Linked DNA regions of Homo sapiens: region 2 is linked to region 1. A link is a loop called in an ENCODE intact Hi-C map of the cell type or tissue named here. Cell type or tissue: breast epithelium. All regions are shown on one strand. Links, peaks and the distances in the headings refer to the core of each region. The heading gives the core; the rest is flanking DNA.

What was found. Hi-C counts contacts between places; a loop is a spot of excess contacts. Peaks named below come from ENCODE experiments on the same cell type or tissue, not always from the same donor. Only the 100,000 strongest peaks of a DNase experiment are listed, where the experiment ranks them.
Region 2: a loop joins it to region 1, with 15 times the contacts of the local background. A loop is called at or near these places in 3 of 110 quality-filtered maps.

The regions. Positions count from the first base shown.
Region 1 is chr10:30,817,013-30,822,390 of GRCh38, forward strand. It overlaps LOC124902405 (a long non-coding RNA gene), which reads right to left and starts at 4,301. Exons shown (of 2, transcript XR_007062104.1): 1 at 4,238-4,301; 2 at 3,193-3,432. RefSeq lists enhancers at 724-1,645, 1,041-1,090. In breast epithelium, for the core only: no CTCF peak of the experiment used is centred there; no DNase peak of the experiment used is centred there; H3K27ac peaks cover 2,967 bases; H3K27me3 peaks cover 295 bases.
Region 2 is chr10:30,868,987-30,874,364 of GRCh38, forward strand. All of the region lies in intron 5 of ZNF438 (zinc finger protein 438), which reads right to left. Among named protein-coding and RNA genes, the nearest start is that of LINC02644, 150 kb to the left of the region's middle. In breast epithelium, for the core only: no CTCF peak of the experiment used is centred there; no DNase peak of the experiment used is centred there.

The sequences.
Region 1 (5,378 bases), core at 76-5,075:
TAAGAACTTGACGTATTAACTCCTTTCACCCTGTGAGCCAGGGACTGTTACTACTCCCATTTTACAGAGAGGCTAAATCATACCCAAGGTCACACAGCCAGCAAGGTGTAGAGCTGGGGTTTCAAGTCTTTAACTCACTACACTGCCTCCTTGGGGAGAAGGTTTAAGACCTGTATCCTTTCTGGTCATATGCTCAGAAAACAAAACAAAACAAAACAAAACAAAAACAAAAAAAACACCAGACGTGTGGATTTTCAGCCAAATATTTTTCAGTATGGATTTATGGATTGAGGTTACCAAAAAGTCTCCTCTAGAGGCCGGGCACGGTGGCTCATGCCTATAATCCCAGCACTTTGGGAGGCCAAGGTGGGTGGATCACGAGTTCAGGAGTTTAAGACCAGCCTGGCCCAGATGGTGAAACCCCGTCTCTACTAAAAAATACAAAAATATTAGCTGGACATGGTGGCGGGTGCCTGTAATCCCTGCTACTTGGAAAACTGAGGCAGAGAATTGCTTGAACCCGGGAGGCGGAGGTTGCAGTGAGCCAAGATTGCGCCATTACACTCTAGCCTGGGCAACAGAGCAAGACTCTGTCTCAAAAATCAAACAAACAAACAAAGTTTCCTCTAGAATAACATGGGAATCTAAACATCTAGAGGACTCTCCAGGTGGCTGGGTTTTAGGTATGTGACCATGGCCCTCAAAAAACGAGACTGAGGCATGTGTCTGTGATCCCCGAGCCCCCCCACTGGGGAGAGGGCCAGGAGAGAGGGAGAAGGGAGCTCAGGAGTTGAGAAATCCCTTCTTCAACCTTCATCCTAGGGTTAGATGCTGGAGAGAGAACCAGTCCAAAGCTCTGTCCCGTGAGCTGCCAGGGAACCCCATGCATGGTACTGGGGTATTGGAGGGAAGCTGGTTCAACTCACTCCTCAAAGTCAACCCAACCACGGTGCAGAGGGACCCATTTTGTGCAGAACTGCAGTACTGTGCAGTTTTGGACCTGTCCTTTGGACCTGAAATCAAGGCAGGCTGTGGAGTCCACTCTGCAAGCTCTCGTGTCTGTTCATTGAGTTACCAGCAGCTTCCTGCCACTGGCCCGTGTAGCCCTTGGTCAACAGGCCATGACTACAGCTACTGGCCTGGAGCCAGTGCTGTCGACAGGAGGAAGTGGGCTGGGGCTTGGCTTCTAAGGCTGTAGGGGCTGATAAGTGGCCAAGCAGGACCCTGCTCATGCAGCCTTGACCCAGAGGCATCCCTGCAGGCTGGCGGGTGGAGGGGCTGACCTCACTGCCCTCGGGCTCGTCTGGCCTCCTCTGGCCTCGCCCTCTCTGGCGGGTCCCCTTCCCTCTGGGTGCTCCAAGTGCTGGTGAATCCAACCTGCTCTCTCCAGCCAACCCCTCTCCTCTCACCTCCTGACATACAACTGTCCACCTGACATGTTCAAACGTCACTGCCCCACCAGGCCTGCTCATCCGGCAAACTCCCCAGCTCAGCTGATGTAGGCACGGCTTTGCTAACCTCAGCTCCAGAGGTGGCGGGGGAGGAGGGTCAGCTAGGGAAGCCCCAGCTGTGACAGAGACACTTTTTCCTCCTCTCTCTAGATCTCAGGAAAGCTCAGAGACCCAGGACCCACCTAGGAAGGTGGCTGTTTTCAAGGAAGAGGGGCAGTTGGTAACTTGCCAGTCACAGACTGGACTGGCGGGGAAAGGTTGGAAACTCCTGAGAGATGGGCAGGTGAGGAGTCCCTTGGCCTCCCCCAGCACAGAACAGACAGCCACCCTGGTGTCCTCTTGTGTCTCTGCAATACAGTGAGCTCCTGAGGGCAGGACCTGCGTGAGTGGAGCTCGGAACCTCGCACAGGGCAGGTGCTCACTAAGGGCTTGCAGGCAAGCTAGGCAATGGCCTCTGGGGACACTCCCTACGACGCCTGCACGTTTTTAGCAATGAGCAAACACTCTGCAGGGGTGTCTGAGTAGAAGCTGTGGGCTCCCCAAATCTTGCCGCGTGGTTGGTTTCTTGGGATCCGCCAGTTCTGTTCGAGGGCAGTCAGCCGCGTCTGCCGCAAGGCTATTCCAGAGTGGCCCCACCGCTCCACCCACTCTGGGTAACTCATGGGCACACCCTGGAAACCAGAAAAACAGTGGAGCTCTGCCTGTCCCCGAAGGAAAGAATTACATTGCCGCAAGCAATTTGGAAAGGAGCAAGGAGCTTGGAAACTCGGAGCAAGCGGAATCATCTCCTACCGCCCCGCTTCTGCTCGGCTCAGGGCGCACGATGAAAAGGCTGAATTTGTCACATTTCCCCACACTCAGTCCCAAACAGGCTATCCCAGTCGTCTCTCCCTCCGGAGGAGACCCCTTCCCCTTCACAGCTCCCTTGCAGCTCTCTTTTTTTCTGCTAGCTTGCAGCTTTAAGGGGTAGGAGTCCGATTCTGAAGCTTGAAGCCTGGGCCACTTTTCCACAGGGTGCTTGGCATTGCCGGGGACCAGAACTGTAACCGCCCGGAGCTGTACGAACCTGCACACAGTCTCTGCCCAGCCGCCCAGAGTCCATCCTGGCCTTTCTCTCCAGTTTCCTCCCTTCATGGTCCCAGGCTTTTTCCCCAAAATGAGAGAAGTCCCCAGCTTGGAATCCCAGAGACCTGCAAAGCCGTAAGGAACGGCTCCATTTTGCATGACGCTAGTTAGCCAGCAGATCACTGGAAAACTCAACTACATTTCAAGCAAGCAAGTTGGAAAGAATGTTGGGCTTCCCTGGGATTTAATATGACAGGTTTCTGGCTCTGTGAATTTAGATAAGATTAACTCTTCATTCTTAAGGAAAGAAAAAAAACCCCAGCTCTCTGCAATATCAGTTTAGGGGGAAAATGTGCTGCTTTGAAAGCATCGAAGGCAGTCCGATTTGCACGTCCCCTCTTTCTGGGGCTGCATACTTTCTGTGTCTGATAATATGTTTGTTATACCTCGTCTCTGCCAGGGACACATACAGTAAATTGTCAGCTCAAACCATGTAATCTTTTAACCATAAGGTTCCAACATCTGTTGACCAGTTGTTGCATGGTTGAATCATTAACATGGCTTCTAATTTTACTCTTTGAATTTAACATAAAACATTTTAATGAGTATATGTAATTCATACTTTCCAACTTCAGAGAGTCCTGAAAGAGAAACCTATGCTTTTATAACCCAAGCCTCTGAAGTAAACAGTTTTATTTTTAAATCTCATTTCCTCCCGTTCCCCTTACACAAATGCATTATAAAACAGACCCATTGGACGTTATCTCCCTTTCCAAAAAAAAAAAAAAAAAATGCATTCAAATATTTGTCTAGGTTTCGGTGAAGAGTCCCCTAAGCTTTGTGCTCATAGGATATGTCAGATGGGCCCATTCTTCATTTGGAGATTAGATAAGGCTGTGAGCCCCCATTCCTCCATCTGTAAAAACAAATTGAAAACTGGCATAAGAAAGACAATCCCTGAGTCATGCTGGGAAAATTCGGTTTTAAAACTTGCTTTCGCTCTCATGCCTGTTTTTACTGAAATGAGATGGATTTAGTCATGGTTTGTTCCTGCCAACTGAGTTCACTTTTCCCATTTCCCCCTTCTCTGGGTATGCCTTCAACCTCCAGCCTCGAAAGTGACTGCGTTTGATTAAATGCAATTTTGGATTGAACTTTTTATTCAGAGACATTCCTCTCTTAATATATTTTGAGGTATTTTTTAGGAACAGACTCTAACAGGCCAGAGTAGAAATGTTCAATCCGATAACGTGTGTGACTGATAAAGCCCTCCCTCTAACAACTCCTTGCTATAGCTGTGTTTATCATTCACTAGCTCCTGGAGAATTTCAGAAGGAATCCCATGTTAGCATCTGCTTCCTCCTGGGGAATCTTCTTTATTTCTATTTTTTATTTTTATAGAGACAGCATTTCACTCTGTTGCCTAGGCTGTAGTGCCGTGGCGTGATCACAGCTCACTGCAGCCTCGAACTCCTGGTCTCAAGTGATTTCCCCACCTCAGCCTCCTGAGTAGCAGAGACTATGGGTGTGCACCACTACATCTGGCTAGTTTTTAAAATTTTTTGTAGAGATGGGGGTCTCATTATATTGCCCAGGCTGGTCTCGAACTCCTGGGCTCAAGTGATCCTCCCATGTCTCAGCCTCCTAAAGCACTGGGTTTACAGATGTGAGCCACCATGCCCAGCCCATGACACTTTCAAAGCAAAAGGCCTGGAACTAACCTTGCTAGTGTGGCTTCTTAACTCCTGTTGGAAGTCTCTCTCCTAAGAGACCTTCGACAGCAATGTCACTAAAGAACGACCGGAGTGAAATGCCTTTTGCTTGTGACAGATTAAAGAAATAGCTTCCTTTTGAGTCTCTCAAGTTCAGGCAAGTTCAGAAGCAAGATCACAACACAGCATTTAGTGTGTGGCCAGAGATAAGGCGACCCCAGTCAAGATAAGGTTCCTCTGTGCATTGGTGGCTTTGTGTTCAGTGCTACCAGTGACTTGGGTACTTTCTGGGAGTGTTACGAGTGACGTGGGTACCTAGGAGTGAAGCAGAAGAAAAGTGCTACCTCCTTGGCTCTTGCCTAGCCAGGAAAGAAAAATGACAAGCAAGTAAATTGTGTGCCTATGGCAGTAAAGTTTTCCTAACAAAAAGCTGAAGAAACTTTTCTAGATATTTTAGGGGGACTAGGGATTTACTGCGAATCTAGAATTATTGGGGGACAGCACTTGTAAAACATAATTTTCGAGCTAGGGGCCAGTGATGGGGCGGGGCTCCAGCAGGGGCTGGGTGATGGAATTGGGGAGGAATTTAGAAATCATCTAGTCCAAGGGCTTTCTTTTGAGATGAGGAAATGGAGTGTGCATGAGAGGTGTCACCCCCAGCAACTTTCCGTGTCAGAAATTCTCTAAAGAAGATTGAGGGAGAGAAGAGAAGAGATGGGTAGCCACAGGGGAAGGAGGAAGAGGGATTCAGAGAGGGGGCCAGGAGAGAGGGGAGCAGGTGAGGAGAGAGGAGGGAGTCAGAGGCGTCGGCTGGGAGGGAAGGAGCCACTCCCGCCCTCTGCAATCCATGGCTGAGCTTCGAGGTGGCGCGGGTTATTTCAGTTCTATCCCCTGAGCTCTTTCCCCTGTCCCTGCCCAGTGGCAGCACAGGCTTCCTCAGGAGGAGTTCTGTCTCCCTCCAGAGGAGCAGGCCTAATGCAGAAGCTAGAGCGGTGCGTGTTTCAACAGAACACAAAAGCAAATCTCTATGGAGATCATGCATGCACAATGACACAGCCCATAAACTGCTCCAGTGCCCTCCCTGCTGAAGGTATAAAGCCCCATCCTTGGAACAATTCACGTTTTTAAATAAACCCATGTTGGGTGCCAC
Region 2 (5,378 bases), core at 65-5,064, 52 kb after region 1:
CTGAGAGACTCTGCTGCCAAACGGCCACACTGACAATGATACATACCCAAGTAAATTATCCGATTACCAGCCTGTTTTTCAGGCAACAGAAATACAGCTATTTCGGCCGGCCACAGTGGCTCACGCCTGTAATCCCAGCACTTTGGGAGGCCAAGGCAGGCAGATCACCTGAGGTCAGGAGTTTGAGACCAGCCTGGCTAACACGGTGAAACCCTGTTTCTACTAAAAATACAAAAAATTAGCCAGGTGTGGTGGTGCGTGCCTGTGATCCCAGGTACTTGGGAGGCTGAGGCAGGAGAATCGCTTGAACCAGGGAGGCGGAGGTTGCAGTGAGCCAAGATCACACCATTGCACTCCAGCCTGGACAACAAGAGCTAAACTCCGTCTCAAAAACAAAACAAAAAAGAAAAGAAAAGAAAGAGGAAAGAAAGAAATACAGCTATTTTAAACAACAAAAATACTCATAATCTAAATTTACTAATATTTTAAACTCTAATATTTTATTTCAACTTCCATATATGGCTGGTCTACTTTATGGTTTTAGGCCACCCAGGTCATTTCCATTTATTCTAAAAGGATATTTCTACAGGCATGTGTGTGTTTTCCATTTGTTCTTCTGTCAACAGTATAACATACTAATAATGCACAATGGTATTTTGTAGAAGTTATTACATCAGAAAGTTCCAATTTCCAACATTAAGTAGTTAACCAAAACCAGCTTGCAAATGTCAATCTGTACTTGCTCTGCAGCATAAAATGGTACCAAAAGTCCAAGAACAGCATTTACACCACTTGTTAAGATCAAAATGTTTCCATATGAATATCACATATTTGGAAACATAATATTTTGGTAATACATAGGGAATGATATTTTCCCCCAATAGTGAGGTCATAAAGCAATGTTAAGCACTAAATGCAAAGCATCAAATTACAGTGGTACTCCTTGCTACTGTGTGTTCAATGTGAGGGCTGGAGAGTCACAGATCTTGCAATAGTAGTTTTCTTTGTAGCTTTACTGAACTAAGAATTTATGGTCACCTTCAAATAATATGTTACTTTATTAACTTGAAATTTATAATGCACAAAGTCATTTTATCTGAGAAAAACGTCATAAAAAATAGCTTTTATTCTGTAAATTATCCTGAGGCTTCTACTGTGCTTTCAAAGTTTTTACAAGGTGTATTCATATACAGTTGATTCTCATTATTTGTAGATTCTGTATTTGTGAATTTGCCTACTTGCTAAAATTTATTTTTAACCCCAAAATCAATACTTGTGGTGCTTTCACGGTCATTCATGGACATGTGTGGAGAAAAAAAAAGTTTGAGCCACTTGACACGCAAATTCCCAGGTTAGGCAGAACAAGGTGATGTCCTGCCTTCTTCTTTCAGCTCTCATACTGTAAACACGCATCCTTTTTACATTTCAAAAACTGTCACTTTTTTTTTTTTGCATTTTTTGTGCTTCTTTTTCTTGGTGATTTTACTGTTTACTTACGGTCTCCAGCATAGTGCTGGGTGCTGTCTAGTGCTCCTAACACAAGAGAACTGGGATGTGCTCTACGGAGAAAACACTTGTATTAGAGAAGCTTTGTTGGGGCATGAGTTATAGTGCTGTGTCTCTGAGTTCAATGTTAAAAAATTAACCCTGTCTATTAAATAAAGTATCTTTTAACAGAAATACACTTATAACAAGGTCATGTATCAGCTGTTGACAAAAATGTTGTGACTAGAGGCTCACAAGAACCTATCCTTGAATATCGCCTAGGAACAAATGGCTCAGTATTTGCTAATTCAGTGTTCCTAATAGCCTTCTAGAATATAAACACTACAAATAATGAGAATCAACCATACCTACTGCATTTGACTGTTACAGGATGAGAATTACTATCTCCATTGGAAAGATGAAGGGACTGAGGTTTACTTATTTGGCCAAGATCACAGAGCCTAAAAAGAAGCATGTAACAATGACCAGAGCTCAGCTGTCCAGATCAGTGTTCCTTCACCAGATGGAGAGGAAAGGGGAGATATGGCCAAGGAGGAAAAGAAAAAAATAGAGAGCTTAAGAAAATAGCTTTCATACCATGTTCGAAAGAGTGAAACTACGATTAGATAACAAGAATAAACCACTTTCAGGTTAAATCCCCATAAAAGGAAACCCCTGCTTGGATAGGCAGCCCAGTGTTATTAATTACAACAGCTGCAAGAGAGGAGCTTAGTTTGGTTTTATTTTCCCCCCTTTGCTTCTTTTGCTCATTGTCTCTTCAAAGGCAATAAATACTTGTTAAATGAACATTTGCTTTCATTGGCCTTAGAATTCCATCCACTTTGGTGTTTCATTAAAAAAAAAGATGACAATATTTTCACAGCAACAGGTGTGATTGATTTATAAAAACTGTTTGAGAGTTTAAAGCATTTTATACATAATTTAATATGCATTTTGAGAGCCTACTACATGCCAGGACGCTTTAAATCCTACTAAAGATAGAAAATTCATCAAGAACTTTATAAAAGACCTAATTGATACTAAGTCCAAAATAAGTAAGGTCTTTTCCTCAAACTTTAAGAATGATATGAGTATTAACTAGCTCCTCCCTAAGTATGCCTTACTTGAGTTCTAATATTCTTATTCACAAATACCAAAATGTTAGGTCTGTAAGCTGTAAGTATACACTTTTATGTCTGCAAGACATAGAATACATTTTTTAGACAGTATCATAACCATTTTTTATTGAATCAGAAAATCTAGGGGTTTTTAAAAAAGATTCAAATATGAATTCACATGATAGACAGTAATGGCTGTGGTTGTGCAGTCAAATCATGTAAAGATTTGGGAAATTAGTAGTAGCTGTACAGCACATGTCCAGCTAACTGCAGTGGGTCCAGAGGGGGCCGCCTGTGTGTCTGCGTCAAACCATTTGCTCTCTCCACCCCGACTTCTTACTTTTATGAAATAGAAATAACACTCACAATTTGAAAACTACCTTTAAATAACACAAATGTTATGACAGAGTTGAGAAAAGTGGTAGAAGAACTGTATAAGAAAACTTTTCTACTTGCAGAAGACTTGTCTAGGAAATGGCAAACTTAACTGTAAGGCTGACAAGTGACTAAGAATTGAGAGACTCGGCCAGGCACGGTGGCTCAGGCCTGTAATCCCAGCACCTTGGGAGGCTGAGGTGGGCGGATTACAAGGTACAAGTCAAGCAAGTGGAATTTAAGCCAGGGGGTTAAATTCAAGATCAGTCTGGCCAACATGGTAAAATCCCCTCTCTACTAAAAATACAAAAATTAGCCACGTGTGGTGGTGCGCTCCTGTAGTCCCAGCTATTCGGGAGGCTGAGGCAGAAGAATCACTTGAACCCGGGAGGTGGAGATTGCAGTGAGCCGAGATTGCACCACTGCACTCTAGCCTGGGTGACAGAACAAGACTCTGTCTCAAAAAAAAAAAAAAAAAAAAAAAAAAAAAAAAAAAAAAAAAGAGGTCAGGCGCAGTGGCTGACACCTGTAATCCCAGCACTTTGGGAGGCCGAGGCGGACAGATCACGAGGTCAGGAGATTGAGACCAACCTGGCTAACATGGTGAAACCCCGTCTTGACTAAAAATACAAAAAATTAGCCGGGGGTGGGGGCAGGCACCTGTAGTCCCAGCTACTTGGGAGGCTGAGGCAGGAGAATGGCATGAACCTGGGAGGCGGAGCTTGCAGTGAGCCAAGATCGCACCACTGCACTCCAGCCTGGGTGACAGAGTGAGACTCTGTCTCAAAAAAAAAAAAAAAAAAGAATTGACTCCAGTAAAACAGACTCTCACTTGACTTAAATGAAGATTCCTTCCTGACCAATGAACAATGAGACTTGCATTAACCAACTGTGTAGGAACTTAAAATTCATTCTGACTACCCAAGATACAAACTTCAATGGTCAATTGGCATAATCACAGTGAACTACTTCTTAGCACATAAGACACATACATTGTCCCTGTCAGAGAATCATTTGGTGATACTGCTCACCTGTATGAGTTTTCTTATATGGGAAGTAAATAAATTCACTTGCATTTTTAATCAGTGTGGTGACTTTGTCTTTCTTTCACCAAATCTAAATAGTTGGCCTTATTATGTTGTTTTCATGCCTCTTTTTTGAAAAACACAGTTTAGCTCATCATTTGAAAATAACAGACAAAAAAAGGAGGTTATGGAAAACTAAATTCTATCCCTAAATCCTGAAAGAATGATATAGAAAATTGTAACAAAATAAGTCTCATGAACATCTCAAAATTCTATAAATTATATTCTCACACAGAAAGGAATAACGGTGACACTAGTTTATAATAGAAAAATCTGTAATATAGTATAACTTATCGTTAGAGTGACAGTACAATGTTAAATCTCTTTATCTGAAATTAGATAACATTTAAATAGAAGAAACCAGAATTTCAAATTTGTTTTCTCCATTAATAATGCTGCCAGCTCTTCCTAGCTTTAAACCCCTGGCTTAAATTCCACTTGCTTGACTTGTACATATATGTTAATATCCTGAACAAATGTCATCTCCTCCATTTTGTTTCCTGACCAGCCTCAAAATCTCTGGCTTAGCCAACTGTCCTTTCATTCTGATTTTCAAAGTATGTCATACTCACTTCTAGTACAGCATTAGTCATGCTTTATTCTAATTAAGGACATGCACATATGCTGTTCCAACAGGATTTTAGAGCCTAAAAGCTCAGGCTCTGTATGATTTACCTTTGGATTCTTCATAGCATCTGATAGTTCCTCGTATGAATTACCTTGGTGATCATTAAACCTGCTTCTACCATATGAACTTTGTTTGGGGACAGTATGTTAGTACAGCATATTTTCCTTAATTTAAGCCTCACAACTCTGTTGGTGATGTCTTATCTGAATTTTATACAGAAATGCATATAATACGTGTGTATGTGTTTATAAGTTGGAAATTCAAAGGTATCATAATTTATAGCTAGCCATCAATGGTTTGTTAAATAAATCAATCTGCATTTAATTAATAAATAGCATGTGCCCAGCAAACTTCTCATGTCACACAAATTATGTACATGCAATTAAACAAATATATATGTAATATATTACGTGTGGGTGTGTGGGGGTGTGTGTGTGTATATATATATATATATATATATATATATATATATATATATATATATATTTAGAGACAAGGTCTTGTTCTGTTGTCCAGGCTGGAATGCCATGGCATGATCATAGCTCACTGCAGCCTCAAACTCCTATGCTCAAGCAATCCTCCTAGCTCAGCCTTCCAAGTAGCTGGGACTATAGGCATGAGCCATCACGCCTAGCTAATTTTGAAATTTTTTTGTAGAGATGGAGTCTTGCTATGTTGCCCAGGCTG